Linked DNA regions of Homo sapiens: regions 1 and 3 are each linked to region 2. A link is an interaction called in ENCODE POLR2A ChIA-PET data of the cell type or tissue named here. Cell type or tissue: PC-9. All regions are shown on one strand. Links, peaks and the distances in the headings refer to the core of each region. The heading gives the core; the rest is flanking DNA. Region 1 overlaps SAP30L (SAP30 like). Region 2 overlaps GALNT10 (polypeptide N-acetylgalactosaminyltransferase 10). Region 3 has its middle 74 kb from the start of MFAP3.

The links. ChIA-PET counts read pairs that join two places held together with the same protein. Peaks named below come from ENCODE experiments on the same cell type or tissue, not always from the same donor. Only the 100,000 strongest peaks of a DNase experiment are listed, where the experiment ranks them.
Region 1: POLR2A ChIA-PET joins it to region 2 with 7 read pairs; 3 of 35 experiments call an interaction of 5 or more read pairs at or near these places.
Region 3: POLR2A ChIA-PET joins it to region 2 with 9 read pairs; 2 of 35 experiments call an interaction of 5 or more read pairs at or near these places.

What each region holds. Positions count from the first base shown.
Region 1 is chr5:154,455,058-154,461,792 of GRCh38, reverse strand. It overlaps SAP30L (SAP30 like), which reads right to left. Exons shown (of 4, transcript NM_024632.6): 4 at 740-5,893. The coding sequence ends at 5,765. Among named protein-coding and RNA genes, the nearest start is that of SAP30L, 12 kb to the right of the region's middle. In PC-9, for the core only: no CTCF peak of the experiment used is centred there; no DNase peak of the experiment used is centred there.
Region 2 is chr5:154,218,359-154,225,093 of GRCh38, reverse strand. The region is part of intron 1 of GALNT10 (polypeptide N-acetylgalactosaminyltransferase 10); the gene reads right to left. It overlaps LOC107986465 (a long non-coding RNA gene), which reads right to left. Exons shown (of 2, transcript XR_001742939.1): 1 at 5,403-6,735; 2 at 2,661-5,036. Among named protein-coding and RNA genes, the nearest start is that of GALNT10, 31 kb to the right of the region's middle. RefSeq lists enhancers at 5,291-5,795, 5,796-6,302. In PC-9, for the core only: no CTCF peak of the experiment used is centred there; DNase peaks (open chromatin) are centred at 1,473, 3,413 and 4,253; H3K4me3 peaks cover 629 bases; H3K27ac peaks cover 4,057 bases.
Region 3 is chr5:154,109,482-154,116,216 of GRCh38, reverse strand. No RefSeq gene overlaps it. Among named protein-coding and RNA genes, the nearest start is that of MFAP3, 74 kb to the right of the region's middle. In PC-9, for the core only: no CTCF peak of the experiment used is centred there; no DNase peak of the experiment used is centred there.

The sequences.
Region 1 (6,735 bases), core at 826-5,825, 240 kb before region 2:
GCAGTCATACTGCCCTGGCTTCTCAAGCTGTAGTATCCCTAGGGAATTTGCTACTATGCAGATTCTGATTCAGTAGACGGCCAGCAGGAGGGGCTGGGAGATTCTGCATTTCCAACAAGTGCCCAGATGATGGACCAACTTTAAATAGCAAGACTCTACTGTAGGTGAAGAAACTCCAGGTCACACGCTGTTAAAAATGTCTTTGAGACATTTAAACATTGGGATGTTTACATGAAGATCTGAATTTCCAGCTTCTCCAGTCAAATTGCAAGACCCGGTCACACAGGGCTGGTGTGCCCATAAGGCTACAGTAGCGGGGAGCTGAGTAGTGGCTGCCCTTAGAAGGGACCTGAGTTTTCCAGTTTGCAGCTCACCCTCTGCAGATATTTCAATGTGCAATCAATCCTCCATACAGTTTATTTAGATGGAGAACTGAAGACCCAGAGAGAGAACTCTATTTGCCCAGTGCATCCAGTACACTACATGGAAGTTGAGCTCCAGACTCAGGCTGTTGGACCCAGTCAGTCTCTTTCCAGGTGAGTGAATGGGATAGCAGTACTGGAACTTGGGCCTAACCTTCTGGGATCTAAACTCAGTGTGCACTGGGGATGTAGGTGCTAGTATTTGGAGCTGGGAGGAAAGACCACTGTCATTAATCACTGTAATACACTGCCAGGGGCCAAATGTGGAAGTGAAAGCATCTGAATTCTATATAAAAATTCAAAGGGAAGACAGAGGGTCTCTTACTCATTCAGATTATTTATTAAGAGCAAAAGTCGGGCCATCCCATCGTGTGATATTGCAACATGAAAAGTCACATACATACTAAGGAGACCCCACAGAATTGAGAGCCTTTCAACAGTACAGAGCCATAGATTACGAAGTTAAAATACAAATGATCCCCCAGATTTGGCAGGAAACAAGTACAATATGAGGAGGCCTGGAATGGAAGGGCACTTACTTTTCAATAAGGCAGTTACAAAATGGGAAAAAAAACCCCCAAAACCTTGTACCCCAAAATATACTCTGATGAGCGTAGCAGACAATAGAAATGTAAAAGAAGGATCCTGTATAACCCTCTGTCATTGGCAAATGTGTGCATTAAGTGAAAGCAACTGAAGGGTTTGTGTTTTAAGATGCAAGCTAGATGAAACAACTGACTGTAGACATTTCTACCTCAAGAACAGTTCATATCTTGCCCTAGGCTGGGTTCTACCTCAAAACACCAGACCCACTTTACCATTTCTAACCATAAACTTGGAAACAGTCTATAATACAATGAAAGGAATAAAAAGGCACCCCTAGAGCACCATGCTTCCCAAGGCATGATCTTGAGCTCATCTGCCCTTCGGTTCGACTGCCCAGCTCAGTAACAGGGACCAGGAGCCAGGGCCAGCTGAATTACACAACCTCAAAGGATCGCCTGGAAGGCAGATATCTGACCAAGAGATCACAGACCAAGCACATTTCATGAGAATTTAAATGCTAGGACAATACTACCTCTCCCAATAGGGCTTTTGAACCCTGGTTTTAAATAACAGGCTAGATCTGTTTTCCCTTACCACTCATTTTGCAAAACTCAACTGGCCTAAACATTTCGCTCAATCTTGAGTTCTGCAGGTTGGTCCCTGAGAGCTAGGTTGGCCTTGGGAATTTCTGCTCAATTTTAAGTTCTCAAGAATCTGAGGGCAGCCGATTTAGACTGAATTAGAGTCATCCTATAGGTCAGAAAGAAAGAATGCTAGACAGGTCAAGAGGGCCAGAGGTTGGTTCTGATAATGCCATATGACCTCAGGCACATCTTTTTGAGTTTTAGTTTCCCCATCTCTAAAAACGGATGATTGGACAACAGCAAGCTTAACAGACTTTCCACCTTGAAAATACGGCACTTCTCTGACGCTTAGACCTTAAGTCCTGAAGCGTTGTTTTCTCAGCAAAAACAGTGCAAAGTCCTTACAGGAATCTAAGGTACAAGCCCTGGGCAACCATGAAAACTTTAAACTTCATGCAAAGCAACGAAGTTATAAATCCTCCAGCTGAACAATTTCCTGATGATGTGAGCATCCGTTTTTGTGGGGCAAGCACAGAACTGAGTCCTCATCTGTCTGAGGTTTAGCAGGCTGCTAACATCTTCTCATCCCCCTCTCCTCTCCCCAAGCTTTGGCAGAAACAAGCCAGCCAGTAGGGTTTTCTCAACATTCTCCAACAAGGAACTGAGTGGACTAATACTCAGGGGTAAGGACAGTGTACCAAAGTGTCCATGTCCTAGCATTGTTTCTTTCCAAAAGGCAAACGCTATGCTTTGGGACAGTGCCAGCAATTAGGTGCTTTGCCAAAAATAACTTGTCCCATGTGGCCCCCATGGGGCAGAGACTAAGATGGAAATTACAGAGAACATAGAAAAGCCAGAGGTTTACAAAGAACAGGCTTCTCCACGAGGTAGTGGGTTCTCTGTCCTCGGAGGTGTTTAAGTCCAGACTGCTCAACCCCTTGGTGGGATGGTTGTAGGCAGAATGTCAGCACCTATGTGGAGACTAGACTGGATGACTTAACAGCCCTTTCCCAACTTTGAGATCCTGTCATTGTAATGACTGAGAGCGCCTTTGGATGACTTCCATGAAGCAACTGCTCTGGGCAACAGCCTCCCTCAATAGGCAAGGCCCCCAGAGTAAGCTCCTTCTTCCATCCTCTCCCTCCCAACAGGCAGTTGCCCTGCAGGATATTAACAAAAAGCTTCCCACAAAATAAAAAGCCTAAACACCAAAATTAGATGCAACACTGCAGCTGCAAACAATTGTTACTATCTGTTCTCTGAAAGGCTAGCAGTGACTATTTAGCTATGACAGGAACATCTAAAAACTTGGCAGCTGTAACATGTAAGTAAAATTCCTCTTCATTTTACAACACCGGTCTTGAATCCTTTGGTTTTTAATCTTTCATGAGATTCAGCTGTGATCTTTTTTTTTATATGCTGTTGCCAACCTAAGAGTTTGTTCCTTGAAGCAAGAAGTTTGTCCATTGGTTTTTAAAACATCTTAAAACAACATGAATGGCAGGATACTGATGTTTCCATGTGAGAACCTTCAGGGCATATCAAAGAACCATACCAGGCTGGAACTGAGGCAGGAACCATACTCTTTAAGAAGACAACGCCAGTTCTGGATTTCAAATTCCAGTTTTGCCCAGAAGCACCAAGAGGAAAGAAGGCAATGCTGCTACGTCACAGGTGGAGAGAAGCGCAAGAGTCCTTGATGGATGGTATAAAAATGGAGCAGCCAAGATGAACATTGCTTTCCCCACACCCCACTGCTCCCTGAAGCCAGACCCCGTTGCTCTGGAGGGCCTGGCCACTTCTCACAGGCAGGAGTCCCTTGCCCACAGATAGAGCCACCAGAAACTGCAGAAGAGGCTAAGGCGAGTGGTTTAGTGGTTTGATGAAAGAACAGATTTCTGGACATAAGAAAAACATAGGTTCAAATAGCTTTGTCTTTTCTCTCACCTGACCTGTTGAAAGGTCAGATTGAAAAGGTTGAAAAGATGCCCACAACCTCCACTTTCCACAAGCACCTCTCCTTAGAGGAAAGACAAGGGACCCAAGTACACACACAGCATCTGGCTGAAGGTAAAACATTTCCCCAGGTTTCGCTTTGGAATAAAGATTCTTTCAGACACAATTGAACAGATGGATCCTACCATCATATATTCTTGTGCAGAAGCTATTGTCTCTCTCAACTGGGAAAACAGATTTGCTGCTAAAGAAATAGTGATGTGACCTACACGCCCACAATTCTGGTTTACGTATCAGAAAAATACACTTTTTTACTCATTAAGATATGGACATTTCCATGGAGCAAGTTAACAATGCCTTAACCTGCAGGCCCCATCTGCCCCTCAGCCTTCTTGATGCCTGTATCAACATCCTTCAGCTGTAAGCAGGGAGAGAATCTCTAAACACATAGTGAATGTGAATGACTGAAAACACTCACAGAGCACTGGACATGCCATCCACAGCCAGGAGGCATACCAAAATAGGATGCCCTCACAGTCCAGAGTATATTCTATATACAACCATTTATATATATTTAATTTAAAAGGCTGCAATCTGCTAGACATGCATTTTGAACACAGGCGAAAGCTTTGCTGCAATGGAACATACTGCATTTTAGTGAGCGTGGTGACCCTGTCCCCATTCCACAGAAAGCGTGGTACTCTGCTCCACAGAACTGAGACCTTTGGACACTCCGCCGCCCTGCTCAGTAGGGGGTTTAGTCCTGACTTCTCTGTGATGGTGCTCAGATTAAGTCATCTGTGAAACTCTCTGCCAGGCCAGGCTGTCCATTGTTCTTATTATTTAAGGCTTAAGAAATTAACTCAGAATTGAAACTGAGTAGGAAAATGACACCTTTGACCATATGTCAAGATGGTCATAAATTAGAATCCAAATTCTTTTCTTTTCTTTCTCCCACCCTCCTACCCCATACCCTCTGCCCTCCATTACACAGATTAAAGAATTTTGCAAAAGCACATTTTTGGATATAAAGCTTTGTTTTCACAGGATACTTTGGCTCTGATATAATTAGATTGAGGAGTTCAACGTTTTGAACAACAAAAAAATTAGGTAATTTTCAAAAATTATTTTAGCAATCTTTCTCCCTAAGAGGGAGGCAAATTGTTCACAAAAATGAGCATCAGATGGAATTGACCTTTGTTGCCCAAACTCATGATTTGCTGATGACCAGAGCCCAGGGAGTCAAGGCCAGCCAGACTTTCAATCCTAAGCTGAACTTCTGGGCAGGAATCACATGGCCCCTGGCAGCTTGCATGGTGGTTGTGAACTTAGGATGAAAACTTCTAAAAATACTTGCCCCAACCTACTAAATATGTCAGTGTGTCAATGCATTTATTACCAAGAAGCTTGGCTGAAGTCATAATATCTAACTGCACCCCAAAGAGTGAAGCATAGTGGGGTGCATAAGGGACCGTATCTTCTGTGAGGGTCTCTATATCAGTGTTTCTGGAACCTCAACGAATAGTTTTGCACATGCAACTGTCCTGAAATCCTTATCTGATCAGAAACTTCCTTGTTGGTGCATCAGGATTTCCTCCACATTCTAGCAGTTAAGTGGTGAGCAACAGAAATGGCAGAGGTCTCAGTCATGAGAGGTGTGAAGCGGATGTTACAAGGCTGGCACTATTAGTGACAGCTCAATTAGCCAATACCTACTGATTGAGTGCCTACTGTGTACAAGGCACAGGGTGAGTGAGGGGGACCAGTGTCAAACTGATCTGCTGATAAATGACAAAGCTTGCAACAAAGCGGGCGGGATATCTATGTCGCCAGCGGGCAGCATGCAAGTCCAGATGTGGGTCTGCTCATGCACTTCCATGGCCAATTGCACCTTGCTGCTATTCCAAGCTACAGCTCACACGTGGCAGCCTGGTGGATAAGGTGATTACCAAAATATTTCTTATCCCACATTTCCAGTAGAATTGATTTAATGCTTTGTTGAATGCTGAAATACATAGTTTTTAATTCTTTTAATGATCCTGATTTTTTTAGTCCAGAGTTATCGTAAAAGAAAGTCTTTCTATACACATGCTGAATCATGAGAATATAATCCTCCTGACCAAAAAGATTTACAGTATTCATCATTCAAACTTTTTTATTTACAATAATATTTAACAGTCTTTATGGGCTTAAATGTAGTAGATATCACCTGTGCATCAAGCATTACACTTCATTCCTTTAAGATGTGCTTCATCCTCACTCAAGCTGCTTGCCACCCTCCGATTTCTGGTCCAGTCTACTCTTGTTACTCTTCACCATGTAGATGAAGTAGGCAAGGGTCTCTTTTTCATTCACAGGTATGTTCCTGAAGTGTCGACTCACAGTCTATGTGGGGGGAAAATACCAAAGTTCCTTAAACCATGCACAAATCACACCGCAAATTCTACATTGTACAAAGAAGCGAATGGAGTTGTTTGCATGCTGTGGCGGGAATGACAAATGCTGAAGAACTTCCTGCCATGTGCGGAACTCAGAGTGCCCTTTGCCCTTCCTCCCCAGGGATGTAGGTGGTTTAATTTCCAGGATCCAAAAGTGGCTTTTTAACCTACAACTCTTCCAAGGTGCAGTTCTATTTCAGTGGCAGCCAACCACCTGTCATGGCATGATTTCACAGTCATACTCATGGAGGAGAGACTGGGACTGCTCTGGTTGGCCAGCTGCTACCAAACCTCTCAGGCCTTGAAAGTGGGAAGAAATGTGTCTTTAAAAAATTGTGGGGCAGGCGTGGTGGCTCACACCTATAATCCCAATGCTTTGGGAGGTTAAGGTGGGAGGATTAGTTGAGGCCAGGAGTTCGAGACCAGCCTAGGCAACACAGTGGAGAACTCATCTCTACCAAAAAATTAGCCAGGTGTCGTAGCATGCACCTGTGGTCCCAGCTACTCAGGAGGCTGAGGTGGGAGGATCACTTGAGCCCAGGAGGTTGAAGCTGCAGTGAGCTGTGACTGCACCCCAGCCTAGGAGACAGAGCAAGACCTTGTCTCAAAAACAAATAAAAATTGGGTTAGGCTGGGGATGGTGGCTCACACCTGTAATCCTAGCACTTTGGGAGGCCAAGGCAGGCAGATCACCTGAAGTCAGGAGTCCGAGACCAGCCTGGCCAACATGGTGAAACCCAGCCTCTACTAAAAATACAAAGATTAGCCGGGTGTGGTGACAGGCACCTG
Region 2 (6,735 bases), core at 664-5,663:
AAACCCCAAAAAGGCCAGGTGTGGTGGCTCACGCCTGTAATGCCAGCACTTTGGGAGGCTGAGGTGGGTGGACTGCTTGAGGTCAGGAGTTCAGGACCAGCCTGGCCAAAATGGTGAAAGCCCATCTCTACTAAAAATACAAAAAATTAGCCAGGCATGGTGGTGCACACCTGTAGTCCTAGCTACCCAGGAGGCTGAGGCAGGAGAATCACTTGAACCCGGGAAGTGGAGGTTGCAGCGAGCCGAGATCCTGCCACTGCACTCTAACCTGGGAGACAGAGCGAGACTCCATCTCAAAAAAAAAAAAAAAAAAAAGAAGTGAGCTTCTTGTAGACAGAGACTGTGTTCTGTTGTCCACTGTATCTTCAGTATCTACCACAATGTCTGGCACATATTAACATATTAGATACTCCATAAATATCAAATGACTGTTTATAGAATGAATAAATGTTTGGATGAATGAATGGTAAATGAATGAATCTGGTTAGCTTAATGAATGAATAAATAAATGTACAAATAGTATAAAACTTCATTTTAGCCAAAAGTTTCTGCCTTTTCCAGGAACCACCTCATTTATCAGAATTAGCTAACAAATTACAAGCTGGACAAATTGAGTTTCTCTCTTCTCCCTTGTTACGTCTGAGAGCAATGAAGTATGCAAAATACAGATGGACGAGGAAGAAGGAGGAAGCAAGAGACTGGGTCAAATTAGTCCCAGATTATAGAAGAATTGATAGAATAAGAATGATGAATGGGGAAGGTGGCTACTACTTTTGGATTATGTATTTATCCTTTCTTGTCCATTTCTGTGGCTAATGACCTAGCTGGGGGCCCCAACACTTACAGTGGGGACCACAAGATCCCCAACGGTTCTCTGTACCTCCTCTACTTCCTTGTCCTTCTAGGACACACAACCTTCTATAATACTTCCCCTCCCCGCTGCTCAAATGCTTCAGTGGATCACTATTGCCTCTGGAATCAAATTCAAACTTCTAAGCCCAAATTTCAAGGACTTTTGAGAATAGATTTTAATCGCCTTTTCTCTCTGTTCCCCTTAAGGAAAATGAGGCTATAGTCAACAGATCCCAGGACCATTCCCACCTCTGCATCATTACTTATGCTGCTCCCTCCAATTGTTCTGCTGTTGTTGTTTAGTTTTTTAGTTTTTTTTTTTGAGACAGGGTCTTGCTCTGTCACCCAGGCTGGAGTGCAGTGACGCGATCTCAGCTCACTGCAACCTCCACCTCCTAGGATCTGGTGATCCTCCTGCCTCAGCCTCCTGAGTAGCTGGGATGACAGGCCTGCACCACCACGCCCAGTTAATCTGTGTATTTTTAGTAGAGATGAGGTTTCACCATGTTGGCCAGGCTGGTGTCAAATTCCTAACCTCAGGTGATCCACCCGCCTCAGCCTCCCACAGTGCTGGGATTACAGGTGTGAGCCACTGCACCCGGCCTGCTCCCTCCAATTGTTATTCCCTTTCTGTCATCTTTGTTGCCAAGGTTAAGTACATCCTTCAAGGCCTAGCTCAAATGCTAACCCCTTCATGGTGCTTTCTGGCACAGAGCCAAAAATAAATGTTCACTTCTTGCTCTACAATGCTCTGTTTATAACTTGCTTATAGTTCCTTAATACAGTCTACCTTATACTAGAGAGGCAATTTAGCCCAAAGGTTAAGAATGGGGCCTTCAAAGTCAGACAGTATTGGGATTGAATCCAGGTCCCCCATGTCCTAGCTGTACGAACTGGGGAAGTGACTTAACTTCTCTAAGCCTGTTTCCACATCTGCCAAATTAAGACAATCTACCTCAGAGGGTTGTTCTGAGGATTATCAAGCCAATAAAGCAGATCACGCATGCAATAATGATTAGTATTAGAATGCATGCCTTACGCCTCTCCCTCCACAGATGAGGGCATCCTGAGAACAGTGTCCATGTCTGATTATGTCTGTACCTTTCCTTCCATCTCTTCTAGCACCTAGTACGGTGCCCTACACAGTGTTTTTCTCAAATTATGCAAAATAATATCCAAACTCAGAGTTAATATGATAAATATTCATGTTGGTACCACATTCAGGTTCCACGGGATTCTTAAGGTTTACTACATTTGTTAAATTTCAATGTCTTACTTATCCCTGGAAACCCCATATGCTCTAGATTTTGCCAGATGATACTGATACCTTATTAGGAAAACAAAAAGGCAAGCCACAGATTGGGAGAATATATTCACAAAACATATATTAGACAAAAGACTTGTAGGCAGAATACATAAAACATTCTTAAAACTCAACAAGACAATCCAATTAAAAAATGGCAAAAGATTTTAACAGATACTTCACAAAAGACATAAAACGGCCAATAAACACATGAAGAGATGCTCTTCATGGCAGAATGTAAATTTCATGTGAGACATTAAGATGTCACTTCTTCACATCTACCAGAATGGCTAAAATTAAAGACTGACCATTCTAAGTGTTGGTGAGGATGCGGAGCAGCCAGACTCTTATACACTGATGGTGGGAATGCAACATGATACAGCCACTTTGGAAAACAATTTGGCAGTTTCTTAGAAAGATATATATATACCATACAATCCAGCCATTCCATTCCTAAGTATTTACCCAAGAAAAACAAAAACATATATATACACAAAGACTTGTATACAAATGTTTATAACAGCTTTATTTGTAATAACCCAAAGCTAGAAACAATCCAAATGTCCATCAACAGGTAAATGAATAAATGAATTAGTCTATCCATGTAATGGTCTACTACTCAGCAATAAAGAATGCACTGTTGATACACACAAGAACATGGATGAATGTCAAAAAGCATCATGCTGAGTAAAAAAAAAAAAAACAGGCAAAAAGGAACACATACTATATTATTCCTTCAATACAAATTTCTAGAAAATGTAAACTCATCCAGAAAGACAAAAAGCAGGCAGGTGGTTATTAGGGGACACAGAGAGGAATGGGTAACAAAGGGGCACAAAGAACCTTTTGGAGGTGATAGAAAGGTTCATTCTCTTGACTGTGATGATGGCTTCACAGGTTTATATATATGTTAAAATTGATCAAGTTGCACACTTTTAAAATGTGCAGTTTATTGTAATTCAAATATACTTCAACTAAGCTTCACGGAAAAAAAAGTACCAATACTTAAAAAAAAAATCCTTTAAAAAACAAGCAGGCAGTCCACTGGCAAAGTAAGCAAGGCCTCAAGTTGGTCTGAAAGCTGCTACTGTAAGCGCGGTGTCAGCATAAAGAGTGGCAGGAAGGCCAAGAAGCAGGAAGCTAGGCAGACAGGCCTCAAGTCGCACTGCGGAGTGCTGTAAATGTGGCTTGAAGATGACTGGCTTTTTGAGGTTGCCTTCGTGGCAAAACTAATTTCTTCAGTACCCAAGTCCTGGCAGTCCAATACTTAGAGCCTGAGAGAGATGTCAGGTTGCATTCCTGTGGTTTTTTTTCCTTTTCCTGTGTTCACTGTGAAAGTGATTCCTGGGTGCCTGTGAAGCCTTCACCCAAAAGCAGGCTTATAATGGTGAAATTTCAGGCATGGCTGGAGGCCTAAAGACACAGATCCTTGGGGAATAGGAGCGGCTGAGTTTTAGAATGGCTCCAGGCAGGAGCTCTGTGCAGGATGTGCAGACTCAGTAAGGCACAACTCAGGGGCACCCTAACCCCCGGAGCGGTGCAGGGAGGATACCCCTCACCCCAGAGCCCCTGGGAGGCAGAATTCCCTGCTCCAGTCATATAGGAAGGATGGGGCCTTCCCAGTGCTCCCTTCAGCAAATATTATTTTAAGAGAAGAGCTAAAAAATGAAATGTCAGTGGAGCAGCCGAGGGACATAACTACCTATTCACCCACGTACCCTGATTCTAGCCCTTGTCTGTTATAACATTACCTTATATTATAAGAGTGCGTCTATCTAGAAGTCCCTTAACCTCCCGGTGTCCTGACTTGCCCATCTGTTGAATAGGAGGAAAATCCCTACCTATTTCATTTATCTTACTTGTGAAGGACAAAAGTGCACATAACCCTGAGAATCCTGGAACAGAGGGGTCAAACTGGCAGGTCACAATCAAGACCCTGCAGGCACAGATGGCTTTATTTGGCCTGCATGATATTTAAAACTCAGGACAGTCCATATTTTTAAAAATCCACAAGTCTGTCTTTTCTTGAAAAATCAGAAGAAGGATCTGGCCTTGCTGGACCCACATTCCCAAGCAATTGGCTGGAGCTGAGTAATGACTGACTCATTCAGGTCACTGGCTTGGTCCTGTGGCCATTTGTGTTCACCCCAGAGTCTGTCAGAAAGGTACCTGGACTTCTTCTAGTCCAGACCACTCCTCACCCAGGACATTCTGTGACAGCCCCATCAGATGGCTCCAGCTTTGAACATTTCTCTTGCTGTGGGAACTCCCTTTTAAGGATGCTTATTTGCAGGATTCCATTTGCTTGGAAGTTCTTTCACATATTCCAGCGGAAGGTCTGTCCTGGTAACTTCCACCCTCAGGTCCAGGTCTACTTTCCTTGCAAGCCTACCCACCCCTATTTCAGCACTTCTGGCATTTACAGCCACTGAGTTTCCTCCATGGAAACCTAAATGTGCAGTTTCTTCAGCCCTTCCCTTGAGACATAATTTCCTGATCCCTTGGTGTCCTGGCGCTTTGAACATGCTCCACTTTATCTGTGTCAAATGTGGGTTCTTCCTTCCCATTTTGTCCCAGTGAGCAGGTTGAATTAATTAGTAACTCATGTTCCTGCATGGTGGCTCTCTGGCGGGCTTCAAAGGGAGGCAGTGTCACTGAGTACTATAAGCAATACTAAATATGTTGTCAGTTTTAGTCTCAACATCCCAAATGATAAAAATAGATCTCATGGCATCAGACAGGATAATTCATCTTCTCTAAAAATCATTTCCAAAACAAAAATGAAACATCAGGGATTCCCATGTTTAAAAAATTATGTACGTCTTGGAGTGAAAGTAATTGTTAAAAAATAAGTAGCCCATACTTGGAGGCTAAGCACTTCCTATGGAAAGGAAATAAACAATATGTGAAGATTCGCCAGATCAGATCTGTTTAGGACAAAGGTTAAAACAAAGACAAAAATTCTCCTATGCCTACCATGGTTTTCTTGAAGGTCTACTTTGTGGGAGTGGGAAAAGCATTGGGTGTTCATGTCATCTCATAAATGAAATCTCTCTCCCTCTCTCTCTGTGGTGTGTGTGTGTGTGTGTGTGTGTGTGTGAGAGAGAGAGAGAGAGAGAGAGAGAGCGCGAGAGAGTGTTTGAGATCTTACAGAATTCACTTACTGTCTCTGGATCAGTTATCTGTTTTGTAAAACGTTGGGCTTGGAAAGATCACTGAGAGGTTCTCAAATTTGCATTATAATCACCTGGGCGTGTGCTTGTTAAACATGCAGATTCCCCGGCCCACCCATAGAAATGCTGAATCTGGAGGACTAAGGTGGCACCAGGAAGCCGAAGCCGTTGGCTGGGAGAGTGCCCAGGTGATTCTAGTATGTGCAGGTTTTTCAATCTGGTGGTAACAGCCCATGTCCATTCTTCCATCCATTATTTGGCATGCATTGTGTGGCAGGAGGTGTGCTAGACGCTGGAGGATAGAACAGTAAACTGGTCACACAGGCACAGCCTGAAAGGAGCTCATGCATCTGTAGGGTAGGTGAGGGGAGGCCACCAAGGACATGGATGACTGTCCTGGGATACGGTTAGGACCAAGACATCCATAAGCACAGGACACCACAGGAACCCACTCAGGCTGAGGAGGGCAGGGTGGTCAGGGAAGGCTTGCTGGGGGAGATGATGTCTCAGTAGACACCTGAAGCACGTGGAGGACCTGGCCAGGGAGGCCCAGACTGGCACATTAAGGCCTGGGGACCCAGGTAGAGCACATGTCGGGGAGTAGATGAGCTACATTGGGAGCCAAAGGCGAGCAGGTGGGAGAGCAGGGGACTACGACTACAGATGCGGTCAGAGGCCGGAGCAGCAGGGCCTGAGCAGCCATAGCAAGAAGCTGGATTTTATCCTAAAGTCTAGGGGAGCCGGGGGAGGGCTCTGGGCAGGGTAAGGACATGACCAGATGTGTTTTGGAAAGATCACTCTGGTTGCTGTGTGCAGAATACACTGCAGGGAAAAGGACACAGGAAAACAGAAGAAGAGGCTTCAATAAACAAAGACTCAGCACTAGAGGTGGCCAGTGTGGCGAACAGCACTGACTCTCGGGGAAAGCCAAGGCTTCTGTCTTCTTATTCCAGGTCCCACAGGTATGATTACCTTTTCCTTGCTGGAGAAACTTGGGGCTTACAGAACAGGAACTTCTTCCCATCTACACCCTCTCCCCCCAATTCTGTCTGGGCTGCTTGCTTCTCAGACTCAGAAAGGAAAATGGAAGCTGCCAGGTGGTTTTAACGTATTAACAAAAAGCAAGAAGGTTCTAGAAATGGCTCAGAAGAGAAACACCACTCATGCTTACCCTTTGGGAATATAAATACCACCTTAATAATAACTTACTTGTGGTTAGCACTCTACATTTTACAACACTTTGATCGCCATACCTTTTTGAAGATTCTCATTATGCCTGTGAAATGAATATTCCCATTCTAGAGAAGAGGAAACCAAGGCCCAGAGAGCTTGAGCGACTGGTACAAGGTCACAGGGAGAGCTGGAAACAGCACAGAGGCTGGAATTCATTCCACGGCTCTTCACTGC
Region 3 (6,735 bases), core at 592-5,591, 110 kb after region 2:
CTCTAAAGCTAAATCACTGAACAGCACCACTTCCTCAGAGGGGAATCTCAGCTGCTGCCCCATGCAAGCATCGCCTCTCTCTCTGAGTGAATCCAGTGGTGGGAAACTTACCATCTGCCCAGACATCTTATTCCGTTTTCAGATGGCCGTTGAAATAATCACTACTTATGTTTTCATAGGGCTTTGTAGTTACCACATATGACACTCATTCAGTAAATATTTATGGGGGGCCTACTACTGTGCTGAGGGCTGTGCAAGGTATCTGACCTCCCACCCACTCTGAGGGCTCTGGAGGCAATTCTTTCACTTTTCTTCTGTGTATGAAGAAAGGGAGGCACAAAGAGATTGATGACTTGCCTAAGGTCACACAGAGCCAGGACCACCACCAGCACCACCACCGCCAACTATTTCTTGGAGGTTTAGCACGTACCAAGAACTGTGCTAAGTGCTCTACACAGTCGTATGGGGCTTGAGAACTCCTGTTCAGTGCTCCTTCCACTGCCCCAGCTGGCTTTCCCACACTTTCATTTCTGATCCCCACTTTTCTGCATGGAGCTTCTGGCCAGAGGATTGGGTACCGGGATGCCTGGGAGCGGCATGAGTCTTAGAGAGAGGCAGATAATTTGGCTTCCTTCCCTAGCCCCGGCTCATCACACCTGCTGCTGTAGGAGAAGGCACTGACAGCTCCAAGAATGAGCCCTTGATTAACATCTCATCCTCTATAAATAAGTGAGTAAAGACACTCTGCATAAACAGCTTCACTGCTTCCCCTGTGCCCATTAGTGTTCCCCCCGCCTTGGCACTGATTTTGGGCTTTACCACTTCAAACTGTCAGCCAAACTCCTTAGCTTGGCAGTGGGTCCCCTGGCCTTCTGGTCTAGTTGAGCTGTCTTCTCTCTGGACTTACCAGTTGCCTATACAACTAGTAGCCAGTTTACCCTGAGAAGGCATGGGTTCAAATCCCAGCTCTGCCACTTTTGGCTTTGTCACCACAGATGAGTTACTTAACTTCTCTGCCATGTAGAATAGGGATGATAAAAATAGTCTGTATCCAGAAACTTACATCCTGGTTGGGAAGACAGACGCAAAACAAGGTTAAGCAGTCATGTACATGAGACTTTCCGTCAGTGATGAATAGTGTGATTGAGACTGGTTGAGGGTGGTCAAAAAGGGCTCCTCTGCGTAGGTGATATTTAAGCTAAGACACTAACCATGTGAAACAGCTGGTCCAAAGAGGATCTAAGAGCGGCTGGCTCCAGGCAGAGAAAGAACAGAGAGCGAGTAGAAACAGGGAGCCAGACTCTGGGCCAGCTCTCTGGGGAGGGCCTGGCAGGGGAAGGGACTCGTTCAAGGGGTCTCTGATGCTAGGAGATGGGTGAGAAGATTGTCCAGGCCTCTCATAAGGAACATATTGAGGGGAGATGGTGTCCTAGAGATTGGGTTGGCATTAATAAGTGGTTAAAGAATGGGGAGGAAAGACTAGGGGACACTGATGTTGTCAAGAGGCCCATAAGCAAGTTTCCAGGGGCTGGGCTGTAGCAGCACCTTCCACTGAGGAGTGGAGAGAAGGTGGCAGATTCTGCTTTCCTCTCTCCAGGTCCCCCATCTTCTCTCCCCTTTCCTAAGTTTAGCCACTTATACAATGATGTGCTGATAAGTGTTTAACAACTGGCTTTCCAAGCAAATACAAAAGGCACTGATTTATAGCTATTGCCAATTGTTGTGGTGTAAACATTCCCACCCTGGCCAATTTTAAGCTGCCAATGTAATGTCTGTGATGGAGGAGTTGAAAGAGATGTGCACAGTGAGATCTGAGCAGCTGGTGCAGGCTGGCTCCAGCACACCATCACATTTACACCTGAGTAATAATGTATACCATTTATACCCTGAGTAAGAATGACCAGCATTTACGAAGCACTCACTATGTAACAGCAACAGTTGCCAGCACTTCATATCTGCTAACTCCCAACAACCCTATGAGGTGGAAGCTCGTAATATCCCAATTACACAGAAACACAGTCTCATAGGTTCAACAACTTGCTAAGGTCATGCAGGTAGGAGATGATGGAGCCAAGATTAAACTCAGAGAGTCTGATTCCAGAGCCTGTGCTCATCAGATGAATTTATTTTTCTATTTTGATTTTTTAATGGTTTAAAACTTTTTAATTATAGTATAACTTATGTAAAGTGAATGAATCCTAAGTGTACAGCTCAATAAATTTTTACATATATACATTCTTGTAACCAAATCAAGTTATAGAACATTTTAAGTCCAGCTGGCTCCTTCATCACCCTCCCCTGTGACACTCTTCCTCCAGAGGTAACCACCATTCTAATTTTTATCAGCATAGATTCATTTTTCCTGTGCTTGGATTTTGATGTAGATGGAATCATTTGGTACATAATTTCTTGCATCTCATTTCTTTCTCTCCAGTGGTGTGTCTATGAGATTCTTCCATGTCATTGCATGTATTAGAAGTTTGTTCTTTTGCGCTATCATGTGGTATTTCACATTGTGTGAAATCACTATGAAATATGTATCTATTCTCCCATGGATGAATGTTGGGGTTATTTCCACAGAGCATGCTCATAATCACTAGGATGTACTGTCACTCAGGTATGGGTGGGATTCCCTGAGTCTTCTGAGAGATTTGCATCCTTAGCATGTGGGCTGAATGGTATCACTGACTGTGTTAGTTTCTGATTGCCGCTGTAACAAATTACTGCACACTCTGTAGCTTAAAACAACACAAATGTGTCATCCTACACCTCTGGAGGTCAGAAGTCTAAAATGGGACAGCAGGGCTACAACCCTTCTGGAAGTTCTAGGGGAAAAATCTCTTTCCTTGTCTATTCTAGATTCTGGAGGCCTCCTGCATCACTCCAACCTCTGCTTCTGTCATCACATCTTCTCTTATTCTGACACCTCTATCTTCCTGTTATCTGAATGTTGTGATTATATTGGGACTATCCCAGACAATCCAGGACAATCTCCCCATCTCAAGATCCTTAATCATATCTGCAAAGTCCTTTTTGCCACATAAGGTAACATATTCACAAGTGATGGGAATTATTAGTAGACCATGGATGGCTTTGGGGGATCATTATTCTGCCCATCACACTGGACTATCTACTAAGTAAGGAATATTGATGTAATGAACAGAGCCCTGGGGTGGGAATCGGGAGCCTGGGGTTTCAGGGTGGACTCTGCATTGAGTCTCAGTGTGACCTAGGGTGATCCCTCACCTCTCTGGGCTTTGGATAGATATAAAATGAAAAGCTGGACCAGATGATCCAACCCAAAGGTGCCTTCCAATCTCCACTTTATATGATTCTACAGAGAAGCTTTAGGCTTGGAGTTCTACCCAGCCACATTTTTTTTTTAACTGCATGTGCTCATGTCTTTCCATCCCCAGGGAAAAGGGAGTGTGCCTCCTGAGAAGACCAGAGAGGCTTACAGCATGTCACCCCCTTCCTCTCCCTTTCTCTTCCTTTCCATCACATGGCCTCTGGGCCTTTCATCCAGAATGTCTTTGAAACCTTGGTATTGTCTTGCCAGTTACCCCAGGTCATACCCTCCCACTTTCAATCTTCCTTTAAGTAGAAGTTTAAAAACCCAATTTGAAAAAAAAAAGAAATGGTTGCCCACATCATTTCAAGGGCCTGGCTGATCAAGTAGCTCCTTCAGGAGGCAGAGTGCAAAGCTCTCAGGAAGAAGTAACAGAGATGCCCTGATTACTCAGTTCTGATATAAGCACACCTGTTCTTTCATTTGCATTTGAGGGCTGTTCAAGCCAAGGACTCCCAATAGCTATTGAAAAGTGAAAGTGAGAAACCAAATTGTTTTCTTTTTTTTCCCCAAACTGGAAGCCTGCTTTGTTGGAAAGTGAACCAGCAGCTTGTTGGGCCTCCACATTTTCCAGGTGCCAAGCAGTTGATCTTTCCCAACTGAAATCTTGTGGTTGATCACCTCCTCCATCCATGCTTTCATTGATATAATCATTTATTAGCAACCACTTATTCAGAATTATTCACCACATGCTAGTTAGTGCATGTGTTTGAAGTCAGATACTCATTCGATAAATGTTTTTTAGGCATCTATTATATGTTGGGTGCTGTGCTCGGCACTGGGGACAAAATAATAAGCAAAACAGACAAGGGGCCTGGCCTCATGGAGCTTGTACTGATGGAGGAGACATATGGTAATCACATAATCCCACAAAACATGGAATTACGGACTGTGGTAAATGCCATGAAGGAGAAACTAGGGAAGCTGTGAGAGCTGATTACAAGAGGGTATGACATGGTTTAGGGGTTGGGAGAGTCTGCCTTGGGGAAATCCTTTTGAGCCAAGAGCTGAAGATCTGAAACCATAATTAACTGGGTGAAGAAGGGCATGTGATGCTACCAGGGAAACTGCTCAGGGAAAGGCCCCAAGGCAGAAGGAAGCTGAAAATATTGAGGGCTTTGAAGAAAAGCGGAGAGTGAGTGAGAAGGGTGGGGAAGGAACACATAATGGAAAGTTTTGAATTTATTTTACTTTATTTTTTTTTCTGAGACAATATCTTGTTCTGTCATCCAAGCTGGAGTGCAGTTATACAACCATGGCTCACTGCAGCCTTGACCTTCCAGCCTCAGGTAATCCTCCCACCTCAGTCTCCCAAGTAGCTGTGACTGCAGGTGCATGCCACCATGACTGGCTAATTTTTAATTTTTTTTTAGACATGGGGTCTCCCTATGTTGCCCAGGCTGGTCTCAAACTCCTGTGCTCAAGCGATCCTCCCACCTTGGACTCCCAACACGCTGGGCATGAGCCAGGCATAAGCCACTGTGCCCTGCCTGAATTTCCTAATTCTGCGATAAAGTCCGTGAACAAGTTAACTTTCAGTGTTCTCATCCATAAAATGGGTACAATAATTCCTTCCTTGCAGGGTGGCAGAAGAACTTACTGAGATAAAGTATGCAAAGTGCTTGGCCCTGAACCTGGTCTATGACAATCTTTGAATAAATGGTAGCAATTAGTTTATGACTGTGTGCAAGGTGTGCTGTTGCTGAGACGTGGGGAGGAGAGATGAATCAGATTGGATCCATGCCTTTGAGCAGCTTCTAATACAGTCAGGGAGATCAGCAATAGCTAGTCCATCAGTGTGCTATCAGAGTTTGTCTGCTGAGAGTATTGTGGGAGTCAGGCTCAGAGGAGGGAGTTCTGATCCTGTGGGGAGTCAGGAAAGACTGGTTGGAGGAAGAGGCATCTGACTCACACAATAAACATGAAGCATGCATGGAAAGCAAGGAACATCTTCCTTTCCTTCCTGCAGGAAACCAGGGAGCATCTTCGCCTCGCTGGGAGCATCTGGGAAGCAGAGAGAGAAACAGCTGTGTTCCCTGACCTTCTGTTGAAGTGCAGGAACTCAGAGGCGTCACTTCTCTTATTAATCCAGCTGTGAGCATTTTTTAGGCTAGCTGTCCCCCCATCCCTGAACCCCTGAGGAATGAGGTGCAGAGCCTCCAAACAATATCATTAAAATGCTTCCCAGGAAGAGACTGAAGCCCAGCGGGTGAGAAGCTGACAGCAGCACTTAGCCATGCCGGTGGAGATAGAGGCTGAGGCTGAGACGGGAAGTGCCTCCTGTCTGGCTCTGCACCCACTAGTGAGCCAACCTTGGACACATCCCCTCACCTCTGGGCCTTGGTTTTCTCACCTGTAAAATGAAGATTGGCCTAGATGATCTCAGATGATATTTGTTCCCCTGACATTCCATGTTTTTAAAAGGAAACTATGAAATGGCTACACTACCCCCTTGCTAAGATTTTGGGGACCATTTTTTCTGATAGGATATAGAAGAAAATGAAATGGAGGCAATTCCCCAGGTAATTCTGGCTCCCTCAAAAACCTCTTTATATGCAAAATCTACACAATTGCAAGCTCAGTTTGATTGTGAGCCTAGACTATACCTGACTAGCTAATTCACTTCACTTCCTCTTCCTAAATGTAGAACTTGCGTTGATATTTCTAAGAAATATGTGATCATGGGCAAGTCATTTAACCTTTCCAAGTCTCTCCTTCTTAAAATGAAGACATTCAACTAAATCATCTTTTTGTAGCCCTTTTGGCTCTCATTTTCTTTGCTCTTGTTTATTCCTGGCTTTGATCCTTCTGCAGCTCACTTATCTCCAGGAACAAGTGAGATATGGAAAAAGCAACCCCAGGTGGGCTAGTGTCTCCCTAAATCTCCTGTCGTGATCTGAATTAAATAATGTGTTTAATGGTGCCTTTCACAGACCAGCAGAATAGCAAAGTACTTTATAAGCACAGGCTTTCAGGCAGGCAGCCTGGGATCACATCTGGTCTCTACCACTTACTAGCTGTGTGGCCTTGAACAAGTACCGATCAATGTGAAGTATGTGTAAGTTTCCTTGTCTGTAAAATGGGAATTAGGATGGCCTATTGCTATTCTAATGAGAGTTAACTGCATATTGCTTAGAGTTGTTAGGAGGATTAAATATGTAGTGTTTTCCAGGAAATTTCTATCTACTGTAAGAGAAAACATATTTTTCTGATAAACATGCAACTGACCCTTGGTTAGGGAAATAGGGAGTGGTAGGGATTGTAGCCAAGTAGAGTGTATATTCCCTCCAAATAGGGTGGCTTACTCCAGTGACTATAACGTCGTAGGTCCCAGTGTTGCCAGGTCTGATTTTTTTTTCACAGGAAACCTGGATTTGTATGTGAAA